Regions from separate parts of the Homo sapiens genome. Here region 1 is linked to region 2. A link is an interaction called in ENCODE POLR2A ChIA-PET data of the cell type or tissue named here. Cell type or tissue: MCF 10A. All regions are shown on one strand. Each heading gives the region's core, and the rest is flanking DNA. Links, peaks and the distances in the headings are about the cores only. Region 1 has its middle 16 kb from the start of SLC8A1. Region 2 overlaps SLC8A1 (solute carrier family 8 member A1).

Region 1 (16,553 bases), core at 6,927-10,926, 370 kb before region 2:
TCATGCTTTGTGCCAAAACAATACCTCTCAAAGAAAAAAATGAGTTTGGGAATTTGTTAAGGTTATTATCTTTTGAACAGAAAACTACTCAGAGGAGACAAATTCTCCCAAAATCCTTTTCTATGATGTGATGCATCATAGAAAGTTATGTTTTTTGGGGGAAAATAGTACTGAAAATAGGAGAATCTAGGGCTTAGGTAATGATCTAAGAGAATGCCCTAGGGTTTATTTCATTTTTTTTCCTAGCCAGTCATTCTAAGATGGAAGTTCTCAAAAGTGTGATTTTGAGATCCTTCAGCAACTAAAGAGCTTTATTTTGGCAAATGTAGTTATTTTTGTAAAAAATATGTATTTATGTATTTATATATTTACATAAACATGTACATGTATGCATGTGTACATGTATGTGTACATGTATGTATATGTACATGTACATATGTCATGTACATATGTATTTATGTTAATGCATAATGGGTATATTATTATTTAAAAATGAATTAAAAACTAAATATTTAATAAATCCTCAGTTTTAACTTCAAATACAATAAATACCTACAGATATTATCTATATAAGCAAAAGTTTTTTGGGTCCTCAATAATTTTTATAGGCCGGGCACGGTGGCTCATGCCTGTAATCCCAGCACTTTAGGAGGCAGAGGCGGGTGGATCACGAGGTCAGGAGATCGAGACCATCCTGGCTAACACGGTGAAACCCCATTTCTACTAAAAATGCAAAAAATTAGCCGGGCGAGGTGGCGGGCACCTGTAGTCCCAGCTACGTGGGAGGCTGAGGCAGGAGAATGGCGTGAACCCGGGAGACGGAGCTTGCAGTGAGCAGAGATCACGCTACTGCACTCCAGCCTGGGCGACAGAGCGAGACTCCGTCTCAAAAAATAAATAAATAAATAAATAAATAATTTTTATAGCAGAAAGAAGTTCACAAGTTTTGAGAACTGCTGCTCCAAGACATTGAGATTACAACAAATCGATTCCTAAATAATTTTTTTATAAGTTAAACTTAAAACAATGAAGACATATTAGTAACCTCGATCACTTTAGTTATATATCTTTACCAGGACTCCAAACAAATAATGATTTATTTTTACATTTGTTATGTCTTATTCTTTCAGCAAAAGTTTTTAATGTAGACTTAGATGATTACTCCAAACTATTTGCATATACAGTTAAATAAAGCCTTACAAACATGAATTTATGGAAACCAATGAAAAGTTTCATGATCTAACATTATAGCCATGAGCACAAGCTCCCAAACCAAACTGCCTGGATTTACTCAATATTTCTGTACTTCAGTTTCTTTAAGTATAAAATATGAATAATATTAGAACCTAAATCAAAGGGCTTGTAAGATTAAGTAACTTCATACTTAAGAAGTATTCAGAACAGTACTAGGAACATTAATATTTGTTAGTAACTGTCATAGCCAATTTAGTATTGTTAGCTACTGTTACCACCATTTCTGAGAATAGTACCAAAATACTAGCAGGAACTCTGGAAGAAAACGGGGAAGCTGACATTAAAAGGGGAAGCTGACATTAAAACCTTAGGAAGTAGTGAGGTGTCAAAAAAATTAGAAATTGAATGGTAAAGTTAATCTGGCCATTTAAGGTTTCTTTTCTGAGAAACCATTTATGTTTTTGTCCAAGAGTAAACTTCTTTTTCTGGTACTTTAACCAGTAATCATGTGATAAGGCTACATTATGCAGATTAAATACATGTCCCAAAGAATACAACAAAGACTGAACTTATGAAAATTAGTATTCACAGGGAAGACAATCTGTTAATTCCTAAGTATATAATCTCCTGATGTTTCCCAAGCCAGGATGCCATATATTTAAAATCATATTCCTAGAGAACAATTGTTCTGACACAGTGTCATGAGAGTCAATGAAAGCCAGTCTTGTAAGGAGATAGTCTATTGAGAGAGGCAGTTCTCAACATTTGCACTACAGAAAGGACAGCAGAAGGAATAATCTTAGCTGGAATGTTCTAGATCATGTAACTTATTTTTCTATTTGCACTATGACTACGATTTGTGGAAGTTACATTTTTGGCAAGTTTTCGATACTAAATGAGATTATGCCTATATTTATATTGAATATCAAATCATATTAAAATTAGGATCACTAAATCTATTTTTCAAAGTGGAAGAATTTGGTTCAACCTAACAATAAACTTCAAAATAGAGTTATCTACCCAAGTTGCTTGAGGAAATGAGTTCCCCACCACTGGGTGTGTAAAAGGAAAAGTCTATATATTTCTATCAGAAAAAAATATAAGTCCATTTAATTCTGTTTCTTACCCATCTCATTAATACTGTAATAAACAAGCCCACTATCCTTTGTCTTCGACAGCAAGACTGCTCTGTGTGGCAACCCATTTCATATTCTGAACAACTTTCACTCATTTGTTCAACAAATATTTATGGGCCAGACACACTTCTAGGAAGTTGAAATATAGCAATCAACAAAACATGTAAAATGTTTGTCTTTACAAGACATATTATTTGGGGAAAAAGCAGATTAATAATAAATAAGTTAACATTATGTATGTCAGAAACTGTTATGTGCTATGGAGAAAAATCAAGTAGGGGAGAGGGAAAAGGAATGTTGAGATGGAGAGGAGGAGATGTTAGCTGGTTAAATAGTGAGGGATGGATATTCCCAGAAGCAATTGAAGAGGCAGGAGTGGGGATTTTAGGAAAATTTTACTTGGCCATAGATTGAAATTTGCTTTCTGGAATCATACCAAATAAGTTTAATTTATTTATAATTAGGTATTTTTCTATGTCTTTCATTTTCCAGGTGGAATATCTTCAGTTCTTTCTTCATTTTCCATGTGCTGTGATTCTTAGGTCCTCTGTATCTCAGGTCTTTTTCCCCTGGACATACCCCAGCCAGGGAACACTATACTCGGGAAACAGAGTAGAATGTGAAAATTGCAACCCTCCCGCCCCCTCCCGCCATTCTGACTTCTAACGTGAGCAGCGCTGCTCTCAGGTTACCCTCCTGACTTCCAAATCTGAGTTATCTGCCTCCTGTATGTATTATCTGTGCTGTATTATGCTGTATTGTAACTCACCTTAAACTTGACAGTCTCTAGAGAGCATTCTAAGCCATGAGCTCCACAATAACAGTCAGTATATTCTACTTCATCATTGTTCTTGACACATAGTGTGCTTCTAGTAGACTTAGTTGCATGAATTATCTCTCACAAATCTAGTAATCCGTAAGTTTAGATTCCACTGATTGGTTATGTTAACTCCATGAGGACAGAAAGTTTTATTATGTTTATTAATATATTGGCAGCACCTAGAATGGGTATGGGCCATGGTAGGTGTTGAAAACACATTTGGGCTGGGCATGGTAGTTCCCACCAATAATCCCAATACTTTGGGAAGCCAAAGCAAAAGGACTACTTCAAGCAAGGAGTGAGTTTGAGACCAGCCTGGGCACATAGTAAGCCCTTGTCTCTAAAAAAAAATATTTTTTAACCAAAGATCTTACATTGGTTGAAACATCTTTGTTTCATCTATGAAACAGCTAGATGAGTGTGCAGTGACAACAGATAGGGTTGTGATAATTGGCAAACAATTCTAAAAATTCAGACATGTTAATATAGTGCTTTTATATTTGATCAAGTGTTTGTCATGTGTGTTCTCATGTCATCTCCAACTCCCTGGAGTAAGGAAGATGGAATGTTTCATTTCCATCTTATAAAAGGGGCAATTTTACGAAGCTCACAGAGATTAAAGGAATAATTTGAGACATAGAAGTTGTTAGGCTTAAATCCACATCTTCCAATTCAAGTTTTTTTCTTTACTCCACAATATGCGTGTGTAAGTTTACTGCAAGGTTGTCATATAAAGTGGACATTTTCTTATATGAAAGTCAGAAGGTCACCTTTGGCAGCACTTGGCCTTCCATACCACTTTGATTCCTCCACTTCCATGCCCCATGTTTACAATTCCCCCGGTTCAGACATAGGTCATGTTTGTTCATAGTCAACCGCAGTCTCCTCCTCTCCTCCTTTCACAAGCAGGAAGAGTTCTCTATCCTAATGTGATTGATGCCCTGCCTTTTACATCTATTAGATGATGCATTGTAGCTGGATGAACATATTTTAAATTTCTTACTTCTTTAAGATTTGCCAGCATGATATAGAAATATATGTTTTGAAGTTTTGTCTTAGAAAGTTTTTATTAAAAAATGGACCTTGTCCTATCTTGCCAAAGGTAGCTGACGTTTTTACTATTTGTAATTTCAAAAAATTTGTTTCCATTTATTGCAATTGCATTAATCATTTCAGATTTCCTGTCAACTTTATTTCCTTGGGTTACATGAATAGGGTATTTCCAGACAGATGCCTGAGGTCAGTAACTTCTTATTTTAATGAGGGGTGTGCTTCCTCTATATGACTGATGGAGAAACATTATTTTTAGGCAGCAAAAGCAAGTCAGTGTGCTTAGCTTACGGTTTATTACTGTCTCACTCCATAGGATCAGGGGTGGGAGGTAGTACGCCCCTATTTCACAGGGACTGAAAGTGTGCTAATGCCATGAGAGTTTAGACATTGATGGATGAGGTCATCTATTCCAGCCTCATATGGTGATAGAGAATTAAGTAAGATGTTTTCTGTGTGATTGTCACACAGGCTTGTCAGGTAGGACTTTCAAGGTAGAAAAGAAGGAAATGCAGCTGAGGTGGAAAAGCAGTGGTCAAGCAGGTAAAGAACGGACACTGCAGTAAAAAAACCCTGGGTCCACGGCCCTGCTTAGGAGCTGAATGACATGAAGTTTTTTCTTCCCTATAAAATAAAGTTATCAATACTTATGTCAGAGGGTGGTTCTAAAGATTAAATTGCTTCATATGTAGTCTCCATTAGCAGTGGCAGAGGTTTGCTGTTTCAGAAACCAAGCCTTCAGTGAAAAGCTTCCAGCAGCCACTTCAGTGTAAAATCAGCAATTTCACAGATGATAAAAAGCAGCAAGTCTTCCCATTTTAAAAGCTGGGTTGTAGAGCTCATAGTAATAGCAAAACCACTTATGTGTTTGTAATCTGTACCATGAGATTTAAGAGAAGAAGATACAGTGGTATGTGTTACATTTAAGTGACAAGGATCTTTTTTTATTTCCACATTGAAAATTGATAGTTTAATTTGGCAATTAAACAATTGTTGATTGAAAACACTTCCCTAATTATAAAAGATAAAATTTTAATTTTATTTTTATTGTTAATTGTGAAAAAATTAAGTCTTAATGAAAGTAAATAAAGTAGAAAGAAAAGATTATTCAAAAGCCACCATCCAGAAGTTGACAAACACACATATCAGTTGAGGGATAGTCTTTTATTTTTTTCTATACATATATCTATAGCTATACATATAAAATTATTCTTTTTATAAATATAGGATCTTATTATATGTAATGTTTTATAACTTGCTCTTAACACAATATGTGTTTATGTTAATATAGGTCTATATTAATCAATACTTCATTCTGTTCATGTCAATATACATTTACAATCCCATTTTTAATGGGTTTCCATGGTTATAATAATGTCTTAGCCTAGTGTTGGACATTTATATTGTTTTCAGTAATTTTTGCTATAATAAATAATGCCATTTTGAACTTCTTTGCCTTTATATTTGTGCATACTTTTCAATTATTTTCTTAGGATAATTTACTTCTAGTATAATTATTCTAAGGCTATGCTTATTAAAAATTTTATAAAGTTTGCTAGATTGCCCTACAGAAAAACTATTTTGATTTAAACACAATGGGAAATTTTTAAGTTTTCCCAAAGTGTAGAGCTTTAATTGAAAGAAACTGAGTTTTAATGCTGTTATCCAAAGGGAAAAAGATACATTAAAATGTGGATTAGTTCCAGAGAAAATAAGAAGAGTATGCAGAAAAATAGGGAAAGAGTGTGCGTAAGTAGAATTCAGTGAAAGTACTAAAACAATGTTGAAACTGAACTTTAGGGAAACCAAATAGTCGATGAGAGAAAGTTATTTTAAAAATCCCAGTTAATAATGATAAAGTAATTATAGTTTTAGGATACAAACGTTTTGAAATCACCAAGGAAATAAAGGATTAGGCAATAATTAGCAATGGTTGCTGAAAACATTCAATGGGAAGGTTTATAATAAACGAATCAAGTTGACGATACCTGAACACATTGACAATTTTAGCAACACTGAGTGTAAGCAGACATTATTTTCCTTTTGATATGACAAAATAAAAGATATATACACAACAAAATCCATAATACATTCAATAGCTTATAAACATATATAGGAAAGACAGGGGACAGAGAAATCCATGAAAAGAAAACACAGAAATGCAATCAGCAAATTCCAGAATGTGTGAAACTTGATGGAACAAAAACTTGATTTCCTCAAACATTAAATTGCAAAAAAAATAAAAATAAAAAGGATGAGGGAGTGGTATTTATAAACATTGTTTTGTGTATTATTCTGTTTTCACATTGCTATTAGGAACTACCTAAAACTGAGTAATTTATGAAGAAAACAGGTTTAATTGACTTGCAGTTCTTCAGACTTAACAGAAAGCATGACTGGGAGGCCTCAGGAAACATACAGTCATGATGGAAGGCAAAGCAAGGACCTTCTTCACATGGTGGCATGGGAGAGAAAGTGAGGAGGGAAGTGCCACACACTTTTTAACCATCAGAACTCACTATCATGACAGCAGTATGGGGAAATTCACCCCATAATCCAATCACCTCCCACCAGGCCTCTCCTCCAACATGTAGGTATTACAATTCCATATGAAATTCGGCTAGGGACACAGAGTCAAACCATATCATCATGTATGTTTAAAAAGCATTGCAAACATAGTTAATGCTTTAATGCTACTTGAATCATTATTCTTTCAAACCAACTGCACACACACTGTTAATGAGACCATCAGGGATCTTTGATGAGATTATGGAATTATTATTAACTTTTCAAGTGTGGTAATATTTTTGCACTTATGAAATACAGACTTCTTTTAGAAGCATATATTGAAATATTTACTGATGAAATAATATTATATCCAGGATTGGCTTTACTTTGATTTTTGATTTTCTTTATTTATTTTAAATATAGAGATGGGATCTTGCTATATTGCCCAGGCTGGTATAAAACTCCTATGATTAAACAACCCTCCCACCTCAGCCTCCCTAATAGCTGGGATTATAGTCGTGAGCCACCACACCCAGCCCAGGAAAGGCTTTAAAGTCATCGAAGGTGAAGGGTGAAGAAGAGACCTAGATGCAACAAAAGTGAGCACCAGTTGACAACTGGTGAAGCTAAAGATGGGTATATGGGGTTTGTTCCACTATTCCTTCTGCTTTGCATATGTTTGAAATTTACTATGATAAAAAAGGAGGAAAAAAGTATTTAAACATAGATTACTATATAATTAAGATTTATGCACACTGGGAATACACAAAATACAGAAAAGAAAAGTAACTTTTAATTAAGCAGAAATTAAAAATAGAGAATTGTAATAATCTAAAAATTATTCGTGTTTCAGAAGGCGCTTATTTAAACTTAATGAGCCGTGCTAAGAATTATGTAGAAAGACATAAAAAGTCTTCATAATTAAAATAAACTAAGTAATTGTCAATTAGAAGAAACTGTTTAAATGGACAAAGTCTGTATTTCTGTCAAGGCCAATAATAGTAATATGTAGAATATACATAAACACCACTAAACGCCACTTATTTTTAAATACGTAAATGCTTACTAAAGTTAGTAATATCTCAAAATTATTTTTCCAGAGAAAAATGAATGAGTATACTTTGTACATGATAAAATAATTGTCAGTAGTGGAGGGAAATAATAACATTTCCATGTCATCTTGTGTGTAAGGTATAATGTAGATCAAATTAAAATAAATGGGTATATTATGTGTAGGAAGCATTGAAACCAAAAGATTAAACACAGATTTTATATCATAATATCTCAATGTTTAAATGGGTAAAAGAGACTGAAATCAGTTCAACATTCTCATGTTATAGACAACCAAACTGAGATCTAGGAAGCTGAAGTGATTTGCTTAAAGTTATACCCATATTTAATAGTGAATACATTTGGCTTATTTATATGCAGTCTTATGATCATGCATGATACAATTCTTTACTCCAACTTTGTTGTCAAAAATCACTTTGTGAAGATTGCAAAGGTGGTAACCATAAAATTTAATATCATTAATGTAATAGATAAGGATGGTGAACATACTAGTGAATGCAAAAGTGTTACAGAAAACCACCATTGTTTTCTTTGGGAAAAGAGGAAATTAATTGGGATTTAATTAAAGTGGACAGCGTTCTGACAGGAATAACAAGACCGACACTATGCAGTTATTTATGCGAATGTCAAATAGAAAGACATACTATATGACCTTTAATTAAGAAAGAAATTGTCTCTAAAAGGAACAAAAAGGCAGCAAATCATTATTCTGTAGAAGGAACATAAAAGGAGACAACAATAGCAGCTGCCAATGTTTTTAATTGAGAGAAAGATAATTTAGAGGAGTGAATAAAATTGTTTTGACTTTTGTCCTCTCTCCATCTGTACTGAATAGCAGTTAATAGCACTTTCACCCCCACCCCCATCAGAAGTAGCTCTATAGGGTAGTGCTTTATGGGGCAAATCATTTCCCTGTGAGATGCTCCTTTAGTAACAAAATTGAGTTCATATACATCAGTGCTCCAACACACTCTCAGCTGTATGCAAAAGGACAGCATTTTCAGATAGGCAGCTTGGGGTTAATAGTGGAGTCTTTGGACACGTAAAAATTGAAGCTGAGCAACCCTTCTGGGAGTCAGATCCATATGCTAAGTGGCATCATAAGCACTGTGCTCTAACCAGCTTAGCCTCCAGCCAGCCTTGGGGATCCTCTCTGGTCCTTTCTACAGAGGCTTTAATTAACTGTCCCCCTGGTGTGCACCAGGTGGGATTTCACTCTCAAATTAATCCATCTTTTAAAGCTCTATGTCACTTCTCTTCCGTTCTCTGCACATTTTTTTTTTTTTTTAGATAACTCATTCCTGTAAGGTATTTAATTTACTAATCTCAATATCTGGGCACTTTTATATTTAATGCTCTCTTGGCTATTTCTAATGAGTTGATGTCAAGTAATCATATATAGTTTTTCAGGTGCATAAATATGTGAATGAAAAAATTAAGCAGCATGTATTGGAAATACAGAGTCCAAGTTGCAATTTTCAGCCTCTATGCTCCTTAGGGAGAAAAAAGACACATTCAACAAACCAACATGAATTATTAGGTATTATAATATGCACAGCATGGGCCTGGGTACTGTGTAATGCAAGAGGGTAAAGAATCATATTTCCTGTCATTACAGAGCACTTTATCCTTATTGCACTACAAGATCCTCGTAATATAGAAAGAAGCAGATTAGCACCCTCAGTTTGCAAGGGAAGCAAGGCTCAGAGCAGTTGTGGATTTACCAGCACCTAATTAGTAGCAGAACTGAAACTACATATTTTCTTTTCATACACCTCAGACTTATGGCAGGCAGCTGACCATCTTATTGGATGTAAAAGCTGTAGAGGACCTTTAAGACATGTTTTAATAATATGCTTGAGTGTAGCCCCTGTGAAGCTTCTTTGCTGCCCCAGCTTCCTGACGGGTATATCGTTCCACAAAATTTTCCATCGCTTTTGATTGAAAGAGCCTCATTTTTGAAATTGACTTAGTCCTATTTATTGTTAAATGTCAATGTCATAATCAATTCAAATTTCTTTCCCAACCCCTGCCCTTGCCACAGTGGACTATATTTCTTTAACTCTAGAGAGTTATAAATGTGAGGGTATCAATTCCTTCGGACTCAATTTCCCCCTTGTTTTAGTCCATTTTGTGCTGTTATGAAAAAATACCTGATACTGGGTAACTTATAGAGAACAGACATTTATTTTCTGATAGTTATGGAGGATGGAAAGTCCACAATCAAGGTGCTGGCATCTTGTCAGGGCCTTCTTGCTGTGTCCTCACATAGCAGAAGCCAGGAGGGCAAGAGAAGACAAATACTGTGTCCTCACATGGCAGAAGGGCAGAAGAGAGAAAATCCACTCCCCAAAAGACCGTTCTATATTGGTGTTAATCCATTCATGAGGGCAGGGTTCTCATGACCTAAACACTTCCAATGCAGCCCCACCTCCCAATGCTGTTGCATTGAAGATAAGTTTTCCAACACATTTTATTTTAAAAATAAATTTTAGGGGACACATTCAGACCATAGTACTCCTTGTATAAAAAAATACGCTATCGCACCTTATTCTGAAATAAAATTACGAATATAACATATTCCATGTATATATATTAAAATTCTTTATAATGACCTAACTATAATATACAAGGGAAATAAATGGTAACATTTTATAATAAATTAATACGTTACTTAATGTATAAACACTCAGATAGAACCACATTAAAAGAGATGATGTAGTAATCAGATGCTTGTTCCATTATGTAGAACTACCCCAAAGGCAACAGCTATAAATGCTTGCTAACAGGCAACATTGCCATCAGTGAAGTGATTTTTATCAAAATGGTGAAAAACTTTTGTTAAATTCCAAGTAAAACAGTACACTTTTTCTTCAATATACACAGTAGTTATATTCCTGGAAAAATCAGTGTAAATGTAAGCATGCCAAAAATACTATATATATATGTAATAGGTTCCTCACCTACATGAATGCCCTGTAAAACACTTGAAAGCTATAAGGCATGAAGGACAATTGTCTATGGTAGGAGACTGTCCCATACATTGCAAGATGTGTTGTATCCCTGGCTCTAGTCAAATAAATATCCATAACAACTTTCGTATTATCATGACAACCATAAAATACCCCATGAATTTTAAAATTGCCCCCGAGGGAGTGGTACAACCCTAGTTGACAACTTCTTCTCTAGAGATTTGCAAAGAAGAGAGATATTATCTACCCTCTCACCCGCCCTTTTTCCTCTGTGCTTCTATAGTGTTCTGGCACAGCTGGGGGTGGGAGAGGAGTAAGGAGAGAACACCTCTTGTGGCAAGGTTGCAGCTCCTTCATATTGGCACCTGCTTCTGATCAATCTCATTTATTATCTAATCAGTGTGGTTGGATCAAATACTCAACTGTCCCCACTGAGATGGACTCTTTACTCAGCATCTCCTCCAGGCACTGGGGGAACTTACATGTGACCAGATTATTCTTATAGGTTGACTCCCACCAACTGGTGGCCTCACTCAAAATACATCCTGTGTCCTATGGTAGAGTCCTTGGCAGGTCTGCAGTTCCAATGTCATGCCCCCACCACATCCCCACTTCTCAGACTGTTTTAAATACCTCTCCAGTGACAAACCCCACACCACTCCATTCCTCCTCTGTAGTCTTTCACCAACTCTAGGGGTATATGATACAGAAGAAAGCTGGAAGCTAAGATTGGGAAACAGATGCCAGTCTCCCCTTCTTACAATCTTTAAAGCAATTCTTTTGGAACCTCTTCCCTTTACCTCAAAGAGGAGAAACAAATGGGTCCTCTCCTTCACAACTCCTAATAGAGTGCACAGTAGACTGGGTCTAATTGTTGTTTTGCTCATATGCCACAATGGAGAAAACTTAACTGCAAACAAAGAGGTAGAAATGAAGGAATCTTTTAAAGTTATGAAATGCGTTGTCTCTATGCTAGAATTCAGCCAGTGCTGTTTTTGTTTACATTGGCTACCAATATTTCTTCTTTAGGGAATCTCTCTGAACCTATCTGGTTCAGGGAACTGCCCGAAATATATTTGTATGTATCCTCTTTTGGCCAGGTGTGGTGGCTTAAGCCTGTAATCCCAGCACTTTGGGGGGCCGAGGTGAATGGATCACCTGAAGTCAGGAGTTCAAGACCAGCCTAGTCAATATGGTGAAACCCCGTCTCTACTAAAAATACAATAACTAGCCTGGCGTGGTGGCATGCACCTGTAATCCCAGCTACTCAGGAGGCTGAGACAGGAGAATTGCTAGAACCTGGGAGGTGGAGGTTGCAGTGAGCCAATATCACGTCACTTCATTCTAGCCTGGGAAACAGAGCGAGACACCATCAATCTGTCTCTCTCTCTATATATATATGTGTGTGTGTGTGTGTGTGTGTGTGTGTGTGTGTGTGTGTGTGTGTGTATGTGTGTGTGTGTATGTATATATCCTCTTTAATCCTCCTCCCTTGTCTGTAAGTCTGAGAGTAATTTAGAATAGCATATCAAGAAGGGATATGGGCAAAAAAAGAACAAGATTCCACCAAGCAATCTGAAAAGCAATCTGGTGGATAATTCTGGTCATTGTGGCAATTACTAATAATCACACAGGAGACCCCAGACAAGGGATAGCAATGAAAGTAAAACCATGCATAGAAAATATGAGTTAATTTGTTTTTAATCTTCCAGTTGTCAATTCTCCCCTTAATAATTAAGTTAGAAGGAATTCTGCTAAATTTTGTATGAGAGAGAGAAGTGAAAAAGGGCAGAAAATTTAGTAACTGTAAGGCTAATTGTTCTATAGTGGAACTAAGGCGATTCTTTAGAATGAAGCAGATATCACCTTGATCTTAGGAAAAACAAAAGCAAAAAATTAATTCCGACAAGTTCAACACGTACTATGCTTATCTTGCAGCCGCCGCTGACACCCCTTTCTCCCTCACTGGCTGCGTGCATTAGAACCTCTGACCTTTCAGTTCCTCAACTGCATCTCATCTCAGGGCCTTTGTGTCCGAAGCTGCTTTTGTCCAGGGCTCTACTGAACTCACTTCACTCCCTCCTTTCCTAGCCAATGCTTATTTACCTTTTGGAGCTTTACAGAGTCTACTAAAAAAGGTTAGCTCTCTCTCTTAGAAAACGTCTAAGCCCACTCTCTGTGTCTTCTTGCTGCCACTTACCACAATGTTAATTAAAAACTAAATTGTGTAATTTGGTTAGTTTTCTTCCCCACGATGAAAGCCCCATTTTTTTTTTCACTGATAATTCCATTGTGTCTAACACAGGACCTTGCTTAGTGGTCACTCAAAAACTACTCAATAAACAAATGAGTGAATGAACGAATAATTTTTATCTATCATAACACAGCTAGCAGGCAACTACCAAAATTCAAGTTTATTCCCACAAAACTCAAGCTCATTCCTGCTGTTTTATTTTATTTTATTTTATTTTATATTTTATTTTAGACTGAGTCTCACTCTATCACCCAGGCTAAGGGCAGTGGCGTAATCTGGGCTCACTGCAGCTTCAAACTCCTGGGCTAAAGCAATCCTCCCACCTCAGCCTCTCAAGTAGCTAGAAATACAGGCATGCACCACCACATCTGACTAATTTTTGACTTTTTTATTGAGATGAGTTCTCACTAGGTTGCTCAGGCTGGTCTCGAACTCCTGGGCTAAGCGATCCTCCCACCCAGGCTTCCCAAGGTGCTGGGATTACAGGCATGAACCACCATGCCCCGCCTGCTCTGATCTTCTCTAATATGAGATACTGCCTCTCAAAGAAAAAAAAAAAAGAAAAGATTCCCAACTTGTCAGGAAATTCATTAGGTATTTTTCTAACACTAGGATTCATATATAAATAGAATGTTATTTATTTAAATAAGTTTACTTAAATTTATTTAGTTATAGTTGATTAAGAATTAAAAAGTATTAGATTTATTTAATTAAATGTAGGATTTTATGGCTGGGCACAATGACTCACGCCTGTAATACTAGCATTTTGGGAGGCCGAGGTGGGTGAATCACCTGAGGTTAGGAGTTTGAGACCAGCCTGGCAAACATGGTGAAACCCCATCTCTACTAAAAATACAAAAATTAGCCAGGTGTGGTGGTGCATGCCTGTAATCCCAGCTTTTTGGGAGGCTCAGGCAGGAGAATTGCTCGAACCCAGGAGCTGGAGCTTGCAGTGAGCCAAGATTGTGCCACTGCACTCCAGCCTGGGCGACAGAGTGAGACTCCACCTCAAAAAAAAAAAAAAAAAAAAAAAGGAGGATTTTACTTTAAAATGAGAGGATAAACATCGAAAAATCTAGCATATTCTTTCCATTTTATAAATATATCTTATAATGTCAAGTACTGTTAAATCAACACTAGATTTCTTATAACGATGAATGTATAGTGTTTTAGTTTGTGTCAGATTAACAGTGTCAGAAAGATGTCAAAAATACACATGAAAAATCAAACAATTTATTTTATCTTTGGACTTGTTATCTAACAAATAAGACTGCCTTTAACAAAACAATGTTCTTCTGAATATATATGATCAAAAGACAAAAAGACTTGATTAAATGTTACAAATATATTAGATTTCCTTCACTGGTCTTGTATATTTCTGAAATAATAGTAAAATCAGTGGTAGTTAAGGGAAGTAAGAGGCTCTTTATAAAATCCATCCTTTGTCAGACTTAGCTTTCACTCACAGTAAATTTAAATGTCTGGTGGTTGTGCAGGGGCGCGGAGTGGGCAAGGGTTTTTTCACCTCCTCCTTACTTGCAAGTCAGTTCTATGTCATAGAAAGAAGACCGGATATTCTCAGATTACTATAATCTGTTTTAGAAACACCAGCACACCAAGGGGGACAGGCAGTGGGAGCAGTAAATCCACGTTGCAAAGGATCAGGGGGTGCATTGTCTGTAGAGAAGTTAGGCACAATAATAAAACCAACGAAGGGTCTGTCTGCTTTTTATTGCTACCATTCATCATCTCAGTGGTGAAATATCCTCTCTGCCTGGTACAGCAGACTAGCACCCTCCATCCGCACCTTGATATGCCAGTCTTAAAAATGATTTTTTTCCTATAATAGTATCGACTTTATAGAAATTATATGTGTTGCACTTGAAACCATCCAGAGTGATTCCTCTCAAAATGAAAACTCAGTACTTTTTTAAAAGATTAAGCTGAGCGGTAATAGGATTCTGCTAAGAATTGGGCCAAAGAAAAAAATGGCTATATTCTTCCTTTTCGCCCTCAGTAGTTGTTTAGAGTCCTTTTATGTGAGTCTCTGGTCTCTTTATCCTTGGTCATGCCCACTTAAACACATCTCAGACACACTGTCAAGATTTACCTTCATAAAGTACATATCCGGCCATAGCACTTACTTCTTGAAAAATCCTTATAGTCAGGTGCGGTGGCTCACGCCTGTAATCCCAGCACTTAGGGAGGCTGAGGTGGGCAGATCACCTGAGGTCAGGAGTTCAAGACCAGTCTGGCCAACATGGTAAAACCCCATCTCTACAAAAGATATAAAAAATCAGCTGGGCATGGCGGTGCCTGCCTGTAATCCCAGCTACTCGGGGAGGCTGGGGCAGGAGAATCACTTGAACCCAGGAGGCGGAGGTTGCAGATCATGCCACTGCATTCCAGCCTGGGCAACAGGGCGAGACTCTGTCTCAAAAAAAAAAAAAAAATTAAAAAATACTTACAGTCTGATTTTACCTATAAGTCTAAATTCCTAGAGGCCATGGAGAGTGTCTAATTCATTTTTTTAATCACCACAGAACTTAGTTCATGGCTCTGAATGGAGTAGTCACTCCCTATTTGCAGCTGGAATGACTTAAAAATTAAACCAGTAATCTGCTACAAAATATAAATGATTACCCTATAAAGTAGCATGTTCCATTAAATTGCATCATTTATTCAACAGATATTTATTGATCTATCTGTTACAAGTGAAGTATGCACTTTGCTGTGTGGAATAATTTTCTATCCAAGCTCTGCTTTTCCTTGAGCAACATTCAGAGATTTTTATTTTTCTTTTTACAAAAGAAACAATAAGAGAAAAATTAAATCCTTTCTTAAGATCCATGAGATACATAATTCATATATCTATTTTAGGCTTCAAATCTGATATCATTCATTTCAAAAAAGCACAGTATATGAGTTGTAATCTGCTTTAGGCCCTGAGTCTCCAAGTAGACGTGAAAAGAAGTATACAAGACTCTGCAAATAAAACACCATTGACACCATTGACGTTAAATAACATTTACAAAAACAAGAGGTCAGCTATGATTTTCATGGGTATTTGCAAATTTGCAATTGGTGATTTTTCAATAATTAAATATTTGGCCATATTTACAAGCCATGTATGCGAATGAGTATGTGAGTTTGTGGAAGAGTGTGTGTGTGTTGTGTATAGTATAATTTCAGGTAACAATTCAGGAAAAAGGAAAAGGAGGTATGATGGACCCATAGAAAGCAGCACTGGGACCACCATTAAGTTACACATGCATGATTCCCATGGCCTCCCCCAACACTGCCCACCAATGCTGTTGACTTTGTGGCAAGAGGTTCACCCACCAGAGCTTACTTATAAAGTTGGTCATCCAGGTGCACTAATAAGATGCTATAATATAAACCAAAGAGGCACTCAGAATTCTTGTGTCAACTGTGCCTTAGAAGGAATGGTTATTTTTATGTGCAACCCCTGGTGGCAGTCTGTCTTTTTGAAACAACTCTTGGATGTATTTAATATGAATATGCTCCAAAACGCAGTGGTACAAGTC
Region 2 (16,553 bases), core at 8,301-12,300:
GATTGGACCTAGTGATGAGGTGTCTACACTTGCATCCTTTTCTTCCAAGAGAATATTCTGACACTCCAACTCTAGAAGTCATGTCATTAGTAAAATGAAAATAATAATTGCTTAATCACTGTTTAGAATTAGTTCATACTTCTTCAGAGCTTGAAGCCTCCACGACTCAACATCAGATCCATGGATAGTATTACTATACCTTTACCCAAAGACTGGATTTATTTTGTAAAAATATCAGAATGGGTCTGGGTCCCTTTAAAGCAACTGACAAGGTATTTAACAACATTTTAAAACAATGAAGAAAGGATGATTCTGCAGAGGCTGCTGGGTTACAGAGGAGGGCAGAGCTTTTGTCAGACTCTCTTGATGTTTTGCTCTTCCTGGTAAGTTTTTATCTATCATGGTTCCCAGTGGAATATTCTCCATACACATTCTGTGGGAGGATATTGACATGGCTCTAGACTCTGCCTTTTATTTTCTAATTCTCCTTGGAGAATTAGAACAGGCATTCCAGAACTTGTAATATAGAGGGGAAGAAAGAAAAAATGGCAGATGCCTCATTGATGGATCCACAAGTTTTGTACAAAAGCACACACCATTCTGATTGTCTCTATATTAACATTGTACTCACCAAACAGCTTTCTAAAGGTGACTGGAACAAGATAAATATCAACTGGATAATTACCTAAGGAAAAAGAATAAAAAAGAAATCAAACCAAAAAAAAAGCAAAAAATTGGTCAGTTTAGCAAGCGTGTTTTCCAGGATCATAGGCTCATAAACTATACAGTCAAGAGAGTGAAACAATTTTAAAATCAAAAGTTAGAGCCTTTTATATTTCTTCAGATGTACAATTTCATAAATCAAGCATTTATTTTGTGCAAAGTATTATATTAGGTACCCTAAATGGTATATAAAGAATTCAAAACAGAGTAATTTAAGAAAATTAACACTAGTCTTTGATTTAGTCAGGAAGAGTCCACTTATGGCATTCTAATTAAATTAACCTTCCATTTTGGTCTACATTTTATCAATTTGAGATTGCTTAATGGGGCCATTTTGAAACCTATCAAGAAACTTTCCTCTAACAGAAATAGAAATATTAATTTTCTTAATTTCACATTCTGTCTTCCACTAATAAGATAAATGGATTCAGACCCAACACACACATCCAGAGATTACCATGAGCCAAGACCTGTGTAAGTTTGATATAGGGTCTTTTATTCAACATTTCAAGTTGGGAAAATCTTATTACAAAGATCATTTGCCTCACCATTGCTGAATTCTTTTACTAGGTGTTGATGCTAATTCATCACTGGATTTTCTTAACTCTGCCTGTTGCTCTTTTGGACTTTGAGGCATGTGGTTCTATTTCAGTGAGTTACAACTCCAGCTCTCATCTTTTAACAGCAAACTAGAGAACATCTCACTCTTCATCTCTGAGGACACAGTGTTCTCTTCATTTTAACATCAAAAAGTCACCAGAGAGAAGACCCAAAGGCTTTTCTCTTTGGAAAAGGAATCTTTAATTGTTTCAGAGGGTGAGGAATCTTCAGCTCTCTCTGGACTTGATTGTCCTCATCATTAAATGGGAAGACTTTACCTTTAGCTTGATTTTCCAGAACACATCAAGCCCCGTATGGTCAGTGTTTCCCTGTTATCATCCACTTATGTGTATGGGTTGAAGGTACTTTAAGTTGTGAGCCAGCTGCTGCCCATATTGGGTCACCAATGCACTTGTCAAGCCCATGTAACCACATGAAGTTTGATAGAAATATAAACATTTATTTTGAAATAATTCCATGTGCACGGTTGGAAAAACAGTCTCCCTTCCCTGAGAGGAATGAGTAATTTCTCCCTTTTCAAGAAGTGTACAGTAGAAAATGTAATGAGATTGGAATGGATTCCAAATCAGTGACCTTTTTAAGGCTGAAACCACTATTTTAAATGAAAACTTTAAGTTCATACAGTTTCTTATAGTAATTCTACTTTTATTTTTTAGTCAGTGTGCTTAATCTTTTAGGAAAAAAAACTAACCAGTTATTTTTTACTAAAGTATGTGAATTACAAACAGGATGTGCAATGACCAGGCAGAAAGATATTTAAAGGTGTAATTATTCTAAAGGAAGATGAGAAAAAATTCATCTGCTACAGATTCAACTGTCTTTTAAATGCCTCCCTTGTCATGGAGTAAATGACTACTCAAAAGGATTTCACAAAAGACTTAAATCTCACCCTTAGCAATCAACCGGTCGGCCACAGCTCAGATGCCTCATTAGCAAAATGAAATTGCACAACAGACGAAACATAGCAAAAGAATGTAGACATTTCCATGGGGTGGAAGAAAAGAAGAAAGAAAAAGCAACCATAGTGAACTCTGCTTGCATAAACAAAGAATGTTTTAGTGGAATAAATGTAAGCTTTCTCTTGAAGGAATCCCAGTTAGAATGTCATTGGAAACGGCAAAACTATTTCAGCTTCATAGCAGTAATATATTCCAACTTTATTACCACTGAGGCACAAAGCTAAATTTGTCAGGGGGAAAGGTAAGCAAAAATTACTGACATTGCAACCGATAAAATGATCTTGTGAGACTCAATATTGAGAAAGAAAATTAAAATAGCTAATATTTCTGTTATAATTCCAGTGATTACTAAGACTTCTGCCAAGGGATAAAATTACTTTTCCTTCTCTCATTATAAATTTCTATATAGAGCTATTTTAATGCAGTAAGGACTGTATTTTCATATTTTAATAAATCCCTCACGTTGAATTTGCCCCCCATTTCAGATTTGATTAGGAAATACTAAATTGAGAAGGCAGGTTTTTCCATCTTTTTAAAAACAAGTATGCACCATAAGCATTTTCAGCGGATGTCTGCCTTAAGCAATCTTGGTAGAGCTGTCAATCAGTGGCAGGTGCTTGTTTAAGGAAGAGAACCTGTGAATAGATTTAGCCTTTCTTCCTCACAGACAGCTGCTCATTCACACACGCTCATCTCGTCTTCCTCAACTTCTTGCACCAATCCCGCCTCTTGGATTGACCCACATCCACCTAGCAGTTGAACAAACTGCAGATTCTAATTACATGTCCCGACAGTTGCTCAACTTAATTTTTCACCAACTGAATTTCATGCATTGCCCCTTGATGTTCCTTCCCTCTGTTCACTCTTTTCTATAAGTCCTTGCATTTGATATACTTTAAAATGGATTTGACTAGGAAAAAAAAAAAAACCAAGTCAGCAAACCCTTGTGTTCATTCAAGAAATTGTGAACAAATTTAGCTGTTATGGTAATAATCCTGAGGTGAGAGAGAAAATATCACCTAGGTGACAAGAGATCATTTTAACGCTATTACTAAAATAGTATTCTATGAATAGAGGCCATAGAATTTTCTACAAATAGACTTGTAGGGACTCACATTTTGAATCATATTTTACTTATAGGTTTGCTGTATATACTGATTAAACTTCTGAACCTAAAGATTCTCTATAATTAAACTAGCACAAATATAATCTGTCCCTTACCCACATTGTAAGAATGTCTGGTGGGGGAAATCCAATATTGACCTTCACATTCCACATGGAAAATCTTTGTCCCCAGAGTGCAATTAGGGTGATTAAAAATAAGCCGCTTTTGTGAGTCTCAAGTTTGTTCCCCAAACAAGCAGCATCAGCAACTGGAAATTTGTTAGACATGCAAATTATCCAGTCCCACCTGAGACTTCAGCCCAGATCTATGAATCAAAAATTTTGGAGTGACCCTGGCAATATGGACTTTAATAAGCCCCTAGGATGGTTCTGATGCATGCTCAAATTTGAGAATCATTGATCTATGACACAGCATTCTGAGTGGCCAAGAATGAACAATGTCACCCACTGCTTAATTATGCTTTCCCTTAAGAAAAGGTTTAAATGCTTAAAAGGTAGGTTCTTTATAAAGATAATGCATTCAGATATATGGGAGATATGTCCACCATTCAGACTTAAAATATAATTTTAAGGGACATTAATCCTTATGTCTTTTTCTGGCATAACTGAGTCTGAGGCAGCCTCTCCAGTCAGAGATTTCTAATCAGCTTATCTAGTTCTTTTAAAACCCCACAGCTGATCTACTTTGCCTGACTTCCCCGGGGCCTAGAAAATGACCCTGGACACCTTTCTCTAACTGATTAGCTCTGGCTGATTTGTCTTAATGCTAAACCACTGTGTAACAGTACTAAATTATACTTAATGACACAGTCTACTGTTTTGAAGAGTGCTGTGTATGACTGACTGAGCTAAAAGGATTGCTGGCTATGAGTGAGTTTTAGTTTTAGAATTCATTTTCAAAGACTCACAAGGCTCAAGAAGCTTGAAAACCACAGATGATGTATACAGTAGCTGGAGTTCCCTGGAGGCTCCTTTCTAGGGTCTCTCATTTGAATTGGTGCAGAACTGAAAGCAGAGAGTCAGAAAGTAACTCTGCTTGTAAAAATGGCTTAGGAAAAGGAACTTAAGATTGTGGGTTATATGTGTGTATGTGTGCACACACATGTATGTTTCCTGAATTCTAACCTGAAAATATCACATTTGTGGATACTTAAAATACTCATATGCATTTTGATACACAAAAGCAATTCAAAGTATGTAAAAGGAGGCTGGAAATGTAAGCTTAACAGTGATATTCTGGAGAAAAATGTTGTAACTGTCACTCCAGGCCTCCCTTAGGAGAAACCAAACTTGTCAGATATTTTGGAATGGTAGCTCTTTTTCAGGAATTAGAATAACTGAAGTATGATACTGTGTTCCGTGTGCTTTAAAATCTGTGACCCTCCCCTGTTGCTGGTCATAGCTTCAGCATTTGAGTGTCCATTGTCTGTCGCTGAGGACATTTTCTCATCGGCTCTTTTCCCCATTGTCCCATTCCTCTCACTCACACCTGATTACCAAATAGCTCTAACGAAATCACAGTCACTCCTTCCTGTGTTTCCACCATTGTGTACATCTTCATTTGCACACCCTATTTTTTAATCAAAGTTAAAGCCTCACCAACAAGGTACTTAGAACAATCACCCACTTCTGGCCACTTCGTGACGGGAAATACATCTTTGCAGGGGAAGGAGCTGGATCAGACTGACAGGGTTTCACTCAGACTATTTCAAACAATGAGGAGCCTTGACCTCATTCCCAACTTTTGCCGTCCATAGTGGTTGATTTCTTGTTTTCTCTTTCTCTCTTTTTTTAACAGAAACTCTTAAGCTCAAGGCTAAATTACAGTGGGGACTTGCCTTTGTCTACAGTCCATGGTTTCTGTATTGGCTCAAGCCTTGAAATCTTGAAACAAGCCTAAATTAAAATTTTCTCTTAGCTTAAGAAAAAAAGTTACATATTGTCAAGACCCTTATGTGTGTGGTCCATTAAAAAGGTCTTGATATTAGAAGATAACAGCAAATTGTTTCTTATCCCACAACAGCTTTGCCTTTCAGTGTCCTTTGTGGTGGTTTTCGTAGGTCAGTGGTACAATTCAACACTCTTCCAATAAGCCATAATAATAATTGTTGGCACAACTGTTATTACAACAGGACTTGCCTGGGTTCCATCTATTAATTTTTACAGACAGTAGGAAGCTCACACCGAGGAGACATTGGTAACTTCCTGGACAAGGGCAAAGAAAGGAACTAGCATATTGTACATACTGTGTACGTGCACAGAACACTGGTCTGTGCCTTTGGAGTGTTCTCAGAGGGGCAGGCCAGAAGGGAGGATTCAGGTAGGAAATGAATCTAGGACTTCTCTTGCCTTTGATGGTTACTGATGGCAATTGTGTTTCCCACTGAATAACTTGGTGGACAATTTTGATAGTAAACTGAACTCATACCGAGCAAGCACAATAGTCAATCCATAAAGAAAAGGGTGGCATATCATAATGCCAGAAACCTTGTCTCCCTAAGAGGTGATCATGAATTTCCTATACAGGGCAAAAAAGGGAAGAATAGCCTATTCATATTCTGTATTCACAGTTTGAAGGACCCATCACAAATGACCTTCAAAGACTGACAGGGGGCAGGTAGAAGGGAGGCAAAAATGCAGAGAAAAAGATGTTACCTTGAAAAATGAAGTAAGAAATCCTAATATTCCCGTAGTTGATCCTAAAGTTTGTTCCCATGTCTACGGTTATTTCTAAATAACTTCACTACACTTTGAAATTCCTTAGTGGTGGTTTATCAGTAATACTTAACTGAATTTTTCCGTTTCTATTCTTTGCTGCCAATGAATGTAATCTCCACGACTTGCCGTTCGAGTGCACGCACAGACACACACACATAATGGTATATGCATCATATATTACTCATTTTGTGGGAAACACAATGTATTATAATGAAAAAGATTCCAGCACATTCTTTCAGTGTGTTTCAGTGATAAAATTTTGTGGGGGAATAGAGGTATACATACTCTCTTTGCTGACCATATTGTTGAAATTATGATCTTAAGCAACACTGTTAGAAATGCTTGCATAAAGTATCTTCTCTAGTATTAATGAGTTGATTCACTCTGAATTGAAGGTTCAAAAAAATGCACTAAACAAATATTTTTATATCTGTGGTATTTTCCTATTAACTACTCTTAGTGAACACGTGACCATATACCTGATATCATTAAAAAGGAAAATGGCCTAAACGAAACGTTAAAAGTGGAGGTATTTATAAAGTCTTCTGCCAAAGACCATTGTTTAATGATCTGTAAAATGTAGATTATCTTCTTTTATTATGAATGTGATTGTAAGAAACACCCTAACATTCTCTAACTTTTGAAAATGAATATTTTGTATTTCTAAGGACCAAGGAAAATATTTTTTAAGCCAATGTAGTACACAGAAGCCTTGTAAATGAGAGGTACAATGACTTGGATCAACTGCATAATGCTAGATTAGAATTCCAGCATTTGATGATAAATTTATCAATCTTTCCTATAATTCTTATACTGCACTAAATTACATTTTGGAAATTTTAGCTAATCTTTTCAAATTAAAGGCACCAACATTAATGACAGATCTTCTCTAATATGAAAAGCATCAAAACATTCCCTTTCAAGCACTTTGAATGGATGAAAATTGCCATATAATTTTCCCACCTACCTAACCATTCCATGTAAGTTAACTGAGCAGTCTAACAATGTTGTACAGAAGGTTGACAGACTATGTGCACCAAGAATATTTAAGTTGTGCAGTTAGCAAGAACTAGCCATTTCAAATATACTCAAATGTTTTGTAAATAAAAATTTTGACTCCTATAATTTTGTTCAAACTGATGTCTTTTAAAATAATTAGATTTTATTTGAATTTTAAAAGTAATCTGTTGTAAATTAGATGTTACTTTGTTGACTCTGTGATTCAATGTACACTCAGCCATATTCCTGTGGGGAAATATCAATCTTACTGACTTTCATGGCATGAGCCAGAGATTCATAGTTTCCTTTAGGACTATAAGTATGAAGACAAAACACACCAAAATAAAATGCTAGTGAAGAAATTAGAAACCTATTGTATAAAATGTATTTTTAAAATCTTAAGATATATGTGATTTACACTGCCTGTTAATCTAGTCTCTTTGTGATTAAAAAAAAACATAATATTTGTTAAGACTCAGACACCAAATATTTGTGATGTTTGTATAGCACCATCGTTATATGTGATTTCAAAGGGTAAGCATCTCTGTCGTAATCATGTAAGCCCACAGAAGAATAAATTCCTGAGGTTATGTACAACCAACTCTCAGAATTCAGACTTCCTGCAGCTGCCATATCACCAATAAATGAGAATTGTGAAAAACAATTTTTAAAGAATTGAGTTTATGATCACTGTGCATTTTGTTAATGAATGATTTCAGAGTTTTATTTTTACCAGAAATGCTCTCAGCCAGTAAACACAACTGCTGATTTCAACCATACTATCATTTCAATGGTTTCTATATTCTTGATCTAACTACCAAAAACTGGAAGCTTGTTGCAAGGTGTGTCCTAACAAACATACAATAAATGACTCTTCCTGCATGCTGCCTGAGATATGTTGTAATTTGAAATGTCTTATCAAAAAATTATACATGTTATAACCCAAAGTTGAACTGGCAATATTTTTCATGTGTAAAATTGATGGTATGTTAATATCAAAAGCAGAAGCATTGTTTGTCATACATGTATGTTATATGTGATGTTTAATCGTGTTAAACTGTAATCTGTGAAGTTTTCATTGCCTGAACTAGTCAATTCTGTATAAATCATTGTCTTAATTGTTTTCCTAATCTTACCATATTTCCTAACACTGAAATATAAATGTTTGTCAATTAGCCATTCATATTGTATTGATCTTTATAAACTTTAGTGTGACTCCATTAAACTAACCTAAACAAAGGAAAATCAAAGCTTTCCCTGTCATAGGCTCAGGGACATTTTACTTACAGCCAAAATCATTTATTCATTGAATCAACAAGTATTTATTGAGTATCTACTGTGAATCAGGCTCTATACCAAATTTTGGGAGAATGCTTAAGAACGAGAGAAATCCAAACCCTATATTCCCCAGTGAGAATTTTTGAACTCTACCTAAAGTATTCTTCTGTAACTTCCACTGAGTTAAGAAATTATTTTGTTTCTCCTATGTTATAACAAAGATTAAAGTTATCCACAAAAGAGTCTTAAATTAAAATATGGCACATTCAGTCCAGGGAAATGCCACTATCACTCACCAAAGCATTGAGTCTCAAAGTCCAGCTTTAAAATAAGTTAAAATAAAACTCGATTTAAGAGATTTGACCGTAACTCTGGAAATAACACTTCAAAGTCCCTCTCTTGAAAACTGCACATTGTGTCTATTTCAAATCATTATTCTAAGGTTCTTTGCTGCACATAAAATGCAGCACCAGACCACACTTTTTCAAATGGTGCCCCAGGAGGTGATCAAGGATATCTGTAAAAGAAGAGGAAAATGGCTGAAAGGATAAATATGTATCCACAGAATACCATAGAGGGAAGAGGGAAAAACATCCAGGATGTTTTCTCAATGACTCATATACTTACATGTGCCAAACCTGTTATCACTGTTTAAAAGTGCTTGTGCACACACACACTCACAGCCAGACTCACATCTCCAAGCACATTTCCATTTCTCTTATTCAAGGAGATGCCCCCATTGTCTTTCAAGGTGAATTGTGGCCATAACAAAGATAAATGAGTCTCAGATTCATACAAGTCAAAAGCAGATGACCAGCACCTGGAAATACTAAAGCCCTGAGCTCCAAGGCAATTCGATAATTTGAAAGAAGCATGAAACCTTGTAGTTTCTGCCATTATGGTACTCGGGGTAATGAGATTGAAAAGTGGTCTATGCCTTGATCTTGGTATTTTAAGTTAATTTTTGCAGCACTTAAATATTCCTCTGAACCTATTGAAAGCTATTGTAACTTGCCATTCTTACAAGTATTCATTAATTCATTCACTGTAAATATTTGCTAAACATTGAAGGTGAGATTACATCTATCCATACAACCATATGTGTGCAAGACAGAACAGTGTACATCAATGCTGGTTAATAAAATCAGAAAACTCTGGATTTAAATTCTAGCTTTGTCAGTCTACCTGGGTAGTCTACCTGGGTAGCTCTTTCACCATTCTGAACCTCAATTTCCCTGTTTGTAAAATAAGACTGATAGTACCTGCTCTTTCGTGTTGTTGAAAGCATGGAATACAACAATTAACATTTGCTAAGTGTTTGATACAGTGCCTGATATTCATAAGGTACTCAATAAATGTTAGTCGGTGTTTATGTCCTATATGGTATATATGTCCCTTATGCCAGTGACAAAGACTCTCTACTTGACCAAACTTGAGTCAGGCCCCTCTGAGCCCTCTTCTCTCTACCAGGCCTTGAACTTGGGCTCCTTGTCAACTTAGCCTAGTTTTAGCAAGAATCCTTCTGGGTCAGTTTAGCAAAAATCTCCCATTCTTGATAGCTAATCAAATTCTTCATTCCCCACCTTTTCTATCTTATCACCCTGGCCTTTATTCAGCAAGAATACAGTTGAGTCAGTCTAGCAAGAATCCCCGTATAGACTTGCTGTTTCCTCTTAATAATTTTCTATCCACTGATCCCCACTCTCCTCCTTGGTGATAAATTTCCACTTGTCCTTTCTCTATTCAGAGTTGAGCTGAGTATCTTCTCCCTACTGCAAAATCCCACTGCAGTCAGTAATCTCCTTGTTGAATAAAATCTTCATACTGTCTTTAAGCAAATGTCTTTAGCAAACGAATAAATTTTTCGTTAACACCAGCACCATCTTTCATGCTGAAAGATGAAAAGACCAGATAAGCTGAGTTCTAACTCTCTTCATTACAGTCACTTCAGCCAACATTTATTGAATCCTTGCCAACAAACAGGCAATGACTAAGCCCTTTACTTGGGTTAGATCCTCGATCCTAATAAAACCCTTCTAAAAGAAGTATAATTTCTACTTCATTTTACATGTAAGAACTTGAATCTTAGAGAACTTAAGTACTTGCCAAAAATCACACTAAGAGGCAGAACCAGAGTTTGAATTCAAGTCTATCTGACTCCAAAGCTCAAGCTTATAATCATTTTGCAATTCTGTCTTCATAAAACTTGAAAACATCTGCTCGGTTTAAGTAAACTCCCAAAGTGACATGAAGTGATAAAATGATAGCAAATATCCTCCAATAGACACAACCTAGACAATCACAATGTACACCAGGTCAGTCAAAAAAATTCCATCTAGATTTGATGTACCACTCCACAGTAACAATCACCCTATATATCATCATAGAACTTATTATTTGTGATAATAGATTATGCAGAATATCATATCAGTAGAGAGACTTTAAATAGTATCCCCCAGTTCAAGGAAAGCACTCCAAAAAGTGTTTCATGCTTCATCAAGTCACCTTGGAAACAGTTCATCCAACGTCACTTTCAATATTTTCAGATAACCATGGAGAATGGATATATTTATTTCTTGCTGTTTTGGTCTGTCTCATCTATAGACATCTGATTTGGGAACAAAAATAAATCTGATTTCACTCACAAATTTACAATATAATTCTTTTCTTTTAACAAAGCAAGTTACAAGATTATCCAGAACAACAGCAACAACAAAAAGGACGTTGGCTGTGGTAGATAATCTAAGAGTGGCAACAATTACCAGTCCAAAAATGGGATTGAGCACACAAGGAATTTTCTCTTATTCCAAATGACCATTCTGTTTTAAGATTTCCCATGACATTAGCTATGTTGCAGCACTATTTTTATCATCTGTCAACAGCGGTGATTCTCCAATCATGCCTAGTCTCCATGCTTAATGGCTACAGGAAAAGATAATACAATAAAATTGAGAGATTCCCAGTAAATTCTTGATTTTTATTTAGATACTAATAATGAACATATTTAAATGTAGGCTCCCAGGATCCAACAACTTTACATGCTTATTCATGTGGAACCATAAGGAGCTCTTCCTAGAATCTATGCCCAGCCATTCAGTGGCAGGTGAAACTTCATTTCAAGAAATAATGGTGAACACACTGCAAATATACAACTAGTAAAATTTTACATTTGACCACTGGTACCTAAGCCAGATCCTTTTTAAGTGACTGACTCCATATCTCATCTGACTGAAAATATAATGCAACTAAATATTTTCAGAAACTGAGATGATAAATCTGTAGCATGTGAAGGTAACCTAAATGGTCCCAGGCATGTTTTATCTTTGTGAGCCATATATAACATTGGCTTTCATTACCAAGGATCTTATATTGTAGGAATATCTTTATTATCTGATAGCAATGCCACATTACTAAATAGGCTACATGCAAAAAAAATGCCCTTTAGGTTCTTTTTCTTACTACGTGTCACTAAAAACAAGGTTCAATGTAATAAGAGCTCATCAACAGAAAACAGAAAAATACAGCAAAAGGTCAAGCCTTTATCAAACAGCTGCAACTGTCTGACAGCTCTGCTGATTTTACTTGGTGAGAAAAAAGTGTTAACAACCTTCTTTGGTTACCATGAGAACTAGAAGACAAACAATCAAGCAAGTTTCTAAGAGAGAGAGAGAAAAAAAAAAAGCATGTGACCGTCTGTTTTAAAACTCTAGCCAACAAATTCCAAGTGTATATAAGCCCCAGCCCAAAAGAAGCCAGGACCTAAAGACGCAAATGAAAAAATCTTGTTCTTAATTAATGAGGGCACTCTGTTTGGGTACAATGTGAAAAGAAATTAGGCAAAAATCATGCTTCCTGCGGTTAGTGATTACAGAAAATCGGTACGTTTGTGAATGAGGCTACCACATGCTTCATTCCTTACACTTTGGTGGGGGTTCCACTAAGCCAGGGTTCCATAAGTTCCAGAAGAATGAACTCAAAATTCCTAACTCATCTCCTGTGGACAAACCAGAACGTAGACATTTCTCACAAACATCCTTTCCCAAAGGTTTTTCAATTCAATAAGAGCAGATTACCAGAGTGCCTGTGTCTTTCTGAAGATGATTTAAAGCCAAGTACAGACATTGGTTCTGTTCATCAAGAAACTCACCAGCATCAAAATGATTTTTTAAAAACTACACACACACAACATGGCTAATAAGAACAAAGACAATATGAGGGCCTTCTAGAATTGATGAAGGATGCAACAGAACAAAACCATAGGCAAAATGTCAGACCCTTTCAGGTCAGTTGACCAGGGCTCTCCATTTTACTGGAGACAAACGAAACCTGGGATACAGAAACTTTTTTTTTTTAAGTTCAGGGGTATGTGTGCAAGTTTAAGTTCAGGTAAACTTGTATCATGGGGGTTTGTTGTACAAAATATTTCATCACCCAAATATTAAACCTAATACTCATTTGTTATTTTTCCTGATTCTCTCTCTCCTCCCACCCTCCAGCCTCTGAAAGGGTCCAGTGCGTGTTGTTCCCCTCTATGTGACCATGTGTCCTCATCATTTAACTCTCACTTATAAATGAGAATATGCAGTGTTTTTCTGTTCCTGTGTTAGTTTGCTAAGGATAATGGCCTCCAGCTCCATCCATGTTCCTGCAACATGTTTTATAGTCATAGGAAGCACGGATGCTCAACCTGCTGTGACCTTTGAAAAATCATGATGCCTGAGTTTTCACTCTGTAGGGTGAATCCTATGAGTCTAAGCATCACTGTATTGCAGTTTTCTAACTCCTAATATTTCTCCAAAGGGGCAGTATACAGTAATGGTTAAGGGCATATATTCTGGAGCCAGACTACTTTAGTTCACATCCTGCCTCTGCTATGCTGTGTGATCATGATCAAATTATTTACTTTCTCTGTGCCTCAGTTTTCTAATCAGTAAAATGGGGAGAATTATAGCACCTATCTCATGGTGTTCCTGCAAAGATGAAATGGGTTAATATGCCCAGATCCCTTAGGAAAGTGCCTGGCATGTAGTGAACGTTATATAAGTGCTGCATACTATCAACGCTGACTGGAAGATCAGAGCTGTGATAGTGAAGTATGACTTCTTACTGTATGTTTAAGAAAACAGAGAAAAACCACGATAAACAGAAGCCACTGAGATGCAACTGGGAGGATACAAAAGTAAAACAAAGTGGTGACATGGAAATGGTCACTGAAGGGGTTCATTTTTATATAGAAAAAGAAAAGAATTAAGACTTTTCTTAAGGGAGGGAGTACATAAGGAAATTTGATGGGTTAAATTACTGATATAAACAATTAGTAATTTATGCTAAGGTACTCCAGTAACTTTTGCTTTATTACTGTATCATAAACAATACTGATATCAATAGTTCACCTTAATTCAGTACTAGCCACTGCTAGACACGTGACACACATTAACTCCTTCAACTCTCATTAAAAAAAAATAAAAATTAAAAATAAAATTAAAAAAAACCATGGCCGGGCACGGTGGCTCATGCCTGTAATCGCAGCACTTTGGGAGACCGAGGCAGGCAGATCACAAGGTCAGGAGTTCGAGACCAGCCTGACCAACATAGTGAAACCCCATCTCTACTAAAAATACAAAAATTAGCCGGGTGTGGTGGTGGTCGTCTGTAGTCCCAGCTACTCAGGAGTCTGAGGCGGGAGAATTGCTGGAACCCAGGAGGCGGAGGTTGCAGTGAGCCGAGACCATGCCATTGCACTCCAACCTGGGTGACAAAGTGAGACTCCGTCTCAAAAACAAACAAACAACAACAACAACAACAACAAAAAACCACCATGAGTCAGATATTATTATCCCTATATTTCAAATGGAAAAACTTGAGAAATAAAGAGGGTCCCTACTTTGTGAGGCTTATGTGGCCAGTCAGTGCAGAGCCAGCGGGAGGACCTAACTGACCCTAGAGGCTGCACACCACCCACTGAGCTCAACCACTCCCATGCAGGTATCAGGACACAGGTGCAATTCTGAAAACATCCAAGAGTTGAACTGATGAAAATAGTAACAGCTATAAAGAGAACTGCTCCTGAAATTTTCTCTTGTGTTCTTCTCCTTGCAGATTTTTGTGTGTGTTATAGTGATAATTTTATATTGTATAACTCCACCACTAGCAACAACCTCTAACTCTATGATAGTCTTAATGAATCTCTGGATTTGTTATTATTGCTATTGCATTTATGCAAAAAACTAGTATACTATTTCAGAAAGCTGCATAATTGCAGGACTAGTGTTCTGGCATAAATAGAATAAAAGTCATCCTCACATTATGGGTCTATTTTTTTTAAAAAGTTCCACCTGTCAAAATATTATAAATCAAGTCTAATTTTCCCAAATGGGGCAATATGTGAAAAATGAAAGATTAGGTTCATAACCACAAACTTTTTAAATTTTTAGTTTTTGTGAGTACACAGTAGGTGTGCATATATTTATAAACTCATATGTGATAAACTATTATGTTCTGAAATGTATCAAGTTTTCTAAGCTGAAATGCATAAAGCCTTCTAAAATGCATATAAATCTTTTCCAAAAGGCGACCAACTAATTGCAGGAAATTATATTGAAGTTGACATTGCGTTATAGAATACTTGACAAAGTTCTTAAGAATTCTTTTACAGTCCCTTCAGTATTTTTACTGCAAGAGATTAGAAAGTGAAAGAACATGCTTATTGTGATCATAAAATTTACAAATTATTGTTTTTGGGAAAATTTTACATAAACCTGCGAAGAGTCCCTCGGAAAGATGCAGAGTTGCTTAAGCATCCAAGCAAAATTGTATGTTGTCATCTGCATTCCACTGTAATAACACTGTAGCACTATATCTATGGTAGGCACAAGAGAGCCAGTCATTATTCAAGGTTGCGATTAATTTCTTCCCACTGGCAAGATGACAAATGACCACTTACACACTGCATAGGAGAATCTCTTATAAATAACATGTGTCTAATTGGCAAAGTGCTTTAAGGGTAATTACTTTGCATCAAAGACTGCCCATAGGAATTTAAGACTAAATCTACTATGACCAAGATAGAGCATTTCCATCTGATTTACTTATAATTGGAAACATTTAATAAGCTATTGTCTTTAAGTAATTAATTAAATGGAATTAAAAATGAGTTGGAAGGTTGTAGAACCTATAGAAGTCATGATTGTTTTTTTCTCCTCTGCCAAAATGCAGAAGTTTTTCTTCACTTCTGGGGAGGGTTAATTTTACTAAACTGCTATATTATTTCATATAGAATATGTGCAGAAAATTAACCCAAAGCCTCAAAAGCCATATACCTGACTTAGGGCTGGCACTAATGTATTTAATGAATGGATGGATGAATAGATAAATAGCCAGGAATAGTCAGGATCTAGAGTGGATGGGACCACTGTGGTGAATCTGGTATGTGGGATATATTTCAGTCCAATTAGAGCAATTAGAGCAGTGGTTTCAATCCTGGCCACACATTAATAGTGCATAGGGAGTGTTTAATATAAATTCTTGGCTCAGGACCCACCATAGGCAAATCAAATAAAAAATCTTTGCACATGACAGTAGGTGGTGGAGCTTAAGAATGGGTCTTTTTCAAATGTTTCCCAAGTAGAGTTGCTAGATTCTATAAAGAAAAATACAAAATGTCCAATTAAATCTGAATTTCAGATAAACAACAAATTTTTTAGTATGTCCCAAATATTGCATGAGACATACTAAAAAAATTATTTGTTGCTTTTCTGAAATTTAAACTTAACTGGGAGATCTTACTCTATCTGGAAACTCTGCCTCTCCAGTTATTTTACTGTATAGTATTGAGAACAATTGCATTTCACTAAGATGAGATAAGTGGGTGAGGCATGACATTAAGAAAATATAGTAGCAGCAAACTAGGATCTCAAAGACACCCAGCACGTGGCAACCAATGGTGGAGACATAGATTCAGAAACAGTAATGGATTCTGGAAAAACTAATGGACTTAAAGTGAACCCCCAGTTTTAGAGAAACTGGGCCACGAAATAAGAGCCTGGGCAGAAACTCAACTTTAAGGAAACAAAGTCAGAGACTTAATGGTTTAATACGATATACTATGGGTTTTGATGGACAGAGCACTGT

Evidence for each region. ChIA-PET counts read pairs that join two places held together with the same protein. Peaks named below come from ENCODE experiments on the same cell type or tissue, not always from the same donor. Only the 100,000 strongest peaks of a DNase experiment are listed, where the experiment ranks them.
Region 1: POLR2A ChIA-PET joins it to region 2 with 5 read pairs; 3 of 35 experiments call an interaction of 5 or more read pairs at or near these places.

Annotation. Positions count from the first base shown.
Region 1 is chr2:40,459,487-40,476,039 of GRCh38, reverse strand. It overlaps a transcript of SLC8A1 not described here. Among named protein-coding and RNA genes, the nearest start is that of SLC8A1, 16 kb to the right of the region's middle. In MCF 10A, for the core only: no CTCF peak of the experiment used is centred there; no DNase peak of the experiment used is centred there.
Region 2 is chr2:40,089,041-40,105,593 of GRCh38, reverse strand. SLC8A1 (solute carrier family 8 member A1) reads left to right here. Exons shown (of 11, transcript NM_021097.5): 11 at 1-8,324. SLC8A1-AS1 (SLC8A1 antisense RNA 1) reads right to left here. Exons shown (of 5, transcript NR_038441.1): 3 at 632-685. Among named protein-coding and RNA genes, the nearest start is that of SLC8A1-AS1, 180 kb to the right of the region's middle. RefSeq lists an enhancer at 8,891-9,185. In MCF 10A, for the core only: no CTCF peak of the experiment used is centred there; a DNase peak (open chromatin) is centred at 10,383.